Linked DNA regions of Homo sapiens: region 2 is linked to region 1. Evidence: chromatin contacts called from ENCODE Hi-C or POLR2A ChIA-PET data. All regions are on one chromosome and are shown on one strand. Each heading gives the region's core, a stretch centred on a gene start or an enhancer-like site at or near the end of the contact. The rest is flanking DNA. Distances are from core to core; before and after follow the strand shown.

Region 1 (3,227 bases), core at 389-2,888:
CTGGGCATAGTGGCTAGCACTTATAATCCCAGTTACTCAGGAGGCTGAGGTCAGAGGATCACACCCAGAAATTTTTTTTCAGGGACAGAGTCTTGCTATGTTGTCCAAGAGTTTACGTCTAGCCTGGGCAACATAGCAAGACTATCTCTTAAAAAAAATCTAAAACAAGGGTATGTTTTAATTCAGTATTTATTAGTATTAATCTCTCCCCCAAACTAGATGTGGACATTATTATAAACAAAGTTATCAACTGTCAAAAGAAATCACATGACAATTTAAGAAAGTGATACTACATTTTGAGTTGTTTCTAAAACTATTTCAGACACACCAACTGTTAGCCATAGGTTGATGCTGGTCAGGTACGTGTAGAAAATTATATGCAGAAAGGAGCTTAGAAACACTTGTGTTACTCAGCAATTAATTCTATTATTACTTTTTTAGGAGGACTTCTGATGTTATTACCTTTTAGTTTTGTGAATATACTGTACTTCTGAGATAAATAAATATTAATGTTCACTGATTACTACTTCAGATAAAAATACCATTTTGGTCTTCTTACCAAAGCTCTTCATTTACCTTTTTTACTTTTCATATTAGAAAACTTTCTCAAAGTTTCGCATGATTCTACATTGGTAAGCCCCTGAAAAGAAAATACTACAAAATATGTGCAATATTGTTTGTTAAATAAAATTAAACGAGTAAGCAAGAGACTGAGGTGAAATTGCAAAATGATTTTTAATAGATTATTGGAAAGGAATTTTTCCCCATTACCTAGTTAGATGACATGTTTCTTATTCTATCTTTATTCCAAGCAATCACATAGGCATTGCTGTTAATTTTATTTGCGACTACGAAAGTCACATGGATAGGTGTAATTCCTTACTCATAAGATTGTAAAATATAAATTTTGTGCCTTTGAGAGGAATATGTTTATAATTTCCTGGTAGAAGTATCTTTTATTTGTAATATGGGACTCAGCTCATTTGTTTTACTTTCTTCATCACTTGTACAACAAAGATTTAGTGAGTGTGTACCCAGTGCTAGGGATGGAGTAATTAAAAGATGAATGGTTCTGGCCTCATTAAGCTTACAATCTGATTAAGCTATAGTTCTACCTCTGTGGGTTCATAATGACATACTTTGTTATGCTACCTCTGCTGTGCTATGAAGGGGGTCTCTTGAGACCTGGCGTTCTTACCTTGTGTGCCACCGTTGTTTGCACTTGCCCACGGGACTCTCAACTTCACTGGACATTGGGTTTCCAAGTGTAATATGGGGCAGTTGTGCCTAGAGGATTTCAAGGTTTCCTCCTGTTCTTACATTTTACATAGCACAGATCCCACAGAAATATCAGTGTTTTGTATACATACTTGCATTGTTCTGTTGTCTTCAGTGCCCCATAAAGTATAACTGTAAACAACCCACAGATTTGCCCACGGACTATTTTACAAGTGAAGAAACTAGGGGACAGTGTTCTCTGAAGTGACATCCCATCTGAGGAGGCGAACCAAGATGTCTTATCTTTCGGGCGAGTGTACTGTTAAACCACACTGTTCTACTTCCCACAAAGGGGGACTTCCTTAAACAGTAACTTCACTGACCACCTCTATTCATATGTTTCCTTCCTCCTTCCCTTCTTTGGCTGTATAGATAACAAACCTTGCAACGGGTGTTCTTTTACCAGTGGTTCATTTATGTTTGTTTTTTTCCGCACTGTACCCCTGTGAGGTGTTAGGAACCCTGTGCATTTAAGTAAATTAGAATTGTGCAGAAAAGAGAGACCAGCAGAAAAAAAATATTTCTGTGAATGCTTTTATATACATATATATATATATATATATATTTTTTTTTTTTTGAGACAGAGTCTCACTCTGTCACCCAAGCTAGAGTGCAGTGGCATGATCTCTGCTTGCTGTAGCCTCCGCCTCCGGGGTTCAAGTGATTCTCATGACTCAACCTCCTGAGTAGATGGGACTACAGGTGCGTGCCACCACGCCTGGCTAAGTTTTTGTATTTTTAGTAGAGATGGGGTTTTACCGTGTTGCCCAGGCTGGTCTCAAACTCCTGAGCTCAGACAATCCACCTACCTCGGCCTCCCAAAGTGCTGGGATTACAGGCATGAGCCACTGTGCCCAGCCTGTGAATGCTTATATTAAAGAAGCTGAAAAGGGTTATGCTTAGGTGGTAAGGCTCAAGAACTTTAAAGTGAGTTTTGTTAAATGGTACATTTCATATATACTTTAAGTGATTCTTCTTAAAGAAAACTCACAAGTGACTCAAAGATGAATTTATTCACGTTCATTGTCTATCTCAACAGCAGAGAAACTGTCACAGTTGAAGACTCCTGGACATTTACTGCAATATATTTGTAATTTAGTTTAACACTTTAGAAAATAGTAAAGTAAGCTCATTTTTGGGTTAACTTATCCTGACTAGGACTGATTGTAGTACAATATAAGGATAAATAGTAAAACTTTGAATTTTCTTGGAAAATGATGAGCAGCTTGATGCTAATGATCAGATATAATTAAAAAAATTTTTTTTGAACCTCAGAGTGATTTTTTTATTTTCAGACTTCACAATCACTTTCTAATGATAGGTGTTCTGATGAAAATATCTGCAGGAAACAAGACCAAAATTCACTGGATGAGATAATATATTTCTTGAAGTTCTAGAATCAGCTTATCAGCTGTATTCTGTTCCTTCTTAGTTGTAGGAAACTTTAGCTGTGGTCTAGGTCCATCTCTGAGTTTACAGAATTTCTGTGAAGTTAGGGAGTGAGAGACTAAGAGGATGGACTCTTGTGCCAGATTATCTGGGTTCAAATTCTAAATCTGTTACTTATTAATTGCATGACCTAGGACAAATTACTTAATCTCTCTGTGTCTCACCTTTAAACTGGGGAGAATAATAATACTTCCCTCATAGGAGTTTTTGAGGGGTAAATGGATCAGTATAGATAAAGTGGCTAGGATAGGTCCTGGTAGGTAAGTGCATGTAAGCAGCTGTTATTATTATATACATAAGGTAGGTTGCATTGTTGCCCATTGTGTCTTTACATGTTTCAGTCTTTGCTCTTGCCTCTGTTTTTTCCCAGATATCAATGCATTTGCAATGAGTGTAATTGTGTCATTGTGTTATTAGGTCACTAATCACAGGTGATTCACTCTTTAAATTGATCTGTGGTGCTGGTAGTCTGGTTATGTTTTGGAGTTCTGGTAACTGGT
Region 2 (3,227 bases), core at 387-2,886, 39 kb after region 1:
CGCTAGAGTGGCAACATCACAAATGGAGGAAGGGCTACATTTAATTTTCCTTTTCCCTGTTCCTTATTTTATAGCTACCATTTCTCTGAGTGAAGGACAGGGACAGTAAGTGCTTAGAGAGGTGACTCTGAGGCCAAACTGCCTGATTTGCTTACTGGCTATGTGAGCTTGTGTAAGTCACTTAACCTCTCTGTGCCTGTTTCCTCTCTTAAAAAATGGGAATAATAACAATAATAGTACTCATTTCATGGGGTTGTTGTGAGGATTAACTGATGTGATATATAAATAGCTTTGACATATAATCAGAGCAAGGTAAGTGGTAGTTGCTATTATTACTATTGCTATTCTCTTACTACTGCTGCTGCTATTAATATTACACCTAATATTACACCTACCACCTGGATCTAGAAGTAAGATAAATTTAAACCTTCTTCTTAAGTATGTTTAATGCATATATAATGGAAATTTAGCAGAGAACCATTCCTACCACACTTCTTTTTTTTTTTTTCCTTTGAGATGGAGTCTTCCTTTGTCACCCAGGCTGGAGTGCAGTGGTATGATCTCAGCTCACTGAGACCTCCACTTCCCAGGTTCAAGCGATTCTCATGCCTCAGCCACCCAAGTAGCTGGGATTATAGGCATATACCACCATGCCTGGCTAATTTTTGTATTTTTAGTAGAGACAGGGTTTCACCATGTTGGCCAGGCTGGTCTCGAACTCCTGGCCTCAAGTGATCTGCCTGCCTCAGCCTCCCAAAGTACTGAGATTACAGTCGTGAGCCACTGCACCGGGCCTCCTACCACAGCTTTGATGGCTATTAGACATGCTAGGGATTGACAGCATTGGGGAGCTGTGGCTGTCATGATTCTGGACCCAGCATTAGGATTTTTGCTGTCCAAGAAAGAGAGATTCACTCTGCAAGTTTTGGGTTGCTTTTAAGAATGATAATACAAGTAGAACAGAACGCATTCCATCCCTGAACTACTAAAATTGTTGAGATGAATAAATATGAGAAAAGTTTGAAAACAATCTGAAAAATTAATCAAGAAGGGATAAGCTTGAGCTTTATACAATTTAAAGCAGCATGATTTAAAAGGTGAAAAATACCCTCTCTTATTATAACTTAAGTATAACTAAGAAAGTATAGATCCTAGTTTCACATTTTCATAGTGAAATTTTACATTAGGTTCAGATGCAAAGTGAAAACAATAAAAGTAGAAGTAGACATTTTCAAAAGACACTGGGAGAAGAAAGTAGGACGGATGGAGAGAATGGTGGGGAATCCACACCAGCTGCCTAGATGGGATGGTTGCTCCTTCATGCTTTTCTAGATGAGTCATTCTGATGGCAGCTGGGAGATCCCCAGGAGCTGGCATGTCTTCCCTGGGCTTCAAACCCAGATCTGTCTACCTTTTGTCTGTGCTGTTTCTCCTACACCACACTATTAAGTCTATGGAATAAATGAATGAGTGGATGGAAGATATAAATAGGAGGGTGGGTAACTACCAGTGGGTAGTGTTACTGAGGGAGAGTATTCCCTCCTTGTTTAAATGGTTTCTGCACTTGAAGTTTGCAAAGCTCTTCCCTCCCAACAGCCTCTGCTGTGGTAGGATGACTCAGCACAAGAATTAAGGCAGAGAGAAACACAGCTCCCTGGATCCTTCTCCCCAAGAGGCCAACATTGTGTGATCTGAGGTTTGCTCAGGGAGATACTGGCCCACAAATACCTCTTCAGCCTGAGATGCCAAAACAGGGTGCTATTCCTAGAAACTTCTCGTAGAAATACAAATGCCCCAAGTTAGCTAGGTAATATATCAAGCTAGTTTTAGTTATCGAAACTCTGAATTTGGATTAGGTTTTTTTTGGTGGGGGGAGGCGGTTAGCTAGTCTAACAAACTTTAAGGAAGTTTCACAGGCTCACGGTACTGACACGAGATGAGTTTTGTGGGGAAGTTAGACTGCTTGGAGTCTGGAAAGGCAGATTCCAGGAGGGGAATAGTCAAGGGATATTTGGGGGTTAAATATCCTACTCATATGACTTAACCTCAGCCACTTTGGTTTTGTCATTTGAAAAAAGAGGATTCTAACACTAAGAAAGAACTGGATTGCTGTATGGATGATATGAGGCAGTGCATATAAAGTGCTTAGCCCAATTGTGGGGACTCAGTAAATTATTATAATAAATTAAATTGTTATTACAATACACCACAGGTTTCTGGAAGGTCCAAGGCCCTAGCAGTCTTTTCCAGACATCTCAATGTCAATTCAGAATGACTAGTTCACGGTGCATAGTTCCTTCTGTACAGAGTTGGTTGTGTGGGCAAGCCTGCATAAATGTGAAAATCATGGAGCAAATGAGGAAACACATCTCTTCACATCTCCTTTAGCACTTTATCGCTCTGATATCATGGCTCACTTTCTGTCTTGTAATAAGGTATTTCTATATTTGTCTTAGAAACAGGCTTCATGTCCGATTCATTTTTGTGTCTTATGCAGTTCCAGCAAGGTGCGAATGGTATATAGCATCATTTGTTCTATGGTGTTCACATTACTATTACAGTGCATTTCTGGCTGGTTACCGTGGCTCTCACACCTGTAATCCTAGCACTTTGGAGGCTCAGGTGGGAAGATCACTTGAGCCGAGGGGGTTCCAGGTTGTAGTGAGCTGTAATTCCACCCCTGCCATCCAGCATGGGCAACAGAGCAAGACCCCATCTCTAAGAAAAAAAAAAAAAGTACATTCCTTTGATTTAAATGAATAAGAAGGAATTCTCTATTGAATATGGTCAGTGATAACCATTTATCAATGAAAGAGCTATTTGGTTTTCAATCCAGTGGGTGTGGACGTGACAAAGGGAGGTTTCTAGCCATGTATTAACTTTTTAGCCAGTCTAAACAGATTTCTGCCTTGTGACTGACCATGAAGAATAAAATGAAAAAATTTCTGGCTTAGTTTCCCAGGGTTATCTTATTAATAATATTAGAAATGTTAAAAATAAGACTGTCTAATTGCCCACCAAGGACTACCTCTAAGTGAGGCACTGTGATTAAGAGGCTGGGCTCTGGAGTCTGAATTCTGGCTTTCTGGATTACCAGCCAAATGGCAATGGGCAGGTTAGGCAGTGCAACATCAGGGGACAGCATCTGCAGTGCATGGTGCATGAGTGGTATCTGCTGAAGTTACACAGGAGTGGGGGCCTGGGTAGGCCTTTATTTTCTCATTTAT

Evidence for each region. A loop is a pair of places that touch in the nucleus more often than their neighbours do. ChIA-PET counts read pairs that join two places held with the same protein, here RNA polymerase II (POLR2A). Pooled maps may share reads with other maps.
Region 2: a map with no recorded cell type shows a loop between it and region 1 (4-fold over the local background). The contact joins two enhancer-like sites. A Hi-C loop is called at or near these places in 1 of 168 maps with a recorded cell type or tissue (endothelial cell of hepatic sinusoid), 7 of 37 single-sample maps with no recorded cell type and 5 of 50 pooled maps. POLR2A ChIA-PET finds 5 or more read pairs at or near these places in 7 of 52 experiments (B cell, GM12878, PC-9 and 4 more).

Annotation. Positions count from the first base shown.
Region 1 is chr4:48,210,727-48,213,953 of GRCh38, reverse strand. All of the region lies in intron 2 of TEC (tec protein tyrosine kinase), which reads left to right. Among named protein-coding and RNA genes, the nearest start is that of TEC, 57 kb to the left of the region's middle. RefSeq lists enhancers at 1,405-1,454, 1,475-1,534, 2,065-2,124, 3,194-3,227. Within about 2 kb of position 1,638, at least 3 of the 41 ENCODE cell types and tissues checked have a DNase peak (open chromatin) inside an H3K27ac peak, as active enhancers do; they include GM12878, where a contact is called at or near this core.
Region 2 is chr4:48,171,945-48,175,171 of GRCh38, reverse strand. The region is part of intron 3 of TEC (tec protein tyrosine kinase); the gene reads left to right. Among named protein-coding and RNA genes, the nearest start is that of TXK, 39 kb to the right of the region's middle. Within about 2 kb of position 1,636, at least 6 of the 41 ENCODE cell types and tissues checked have a DNase peak (open chromatin) inside an H3K27ac peak, as active enhancers do; they include GM12878, where a contact is called at or near this core.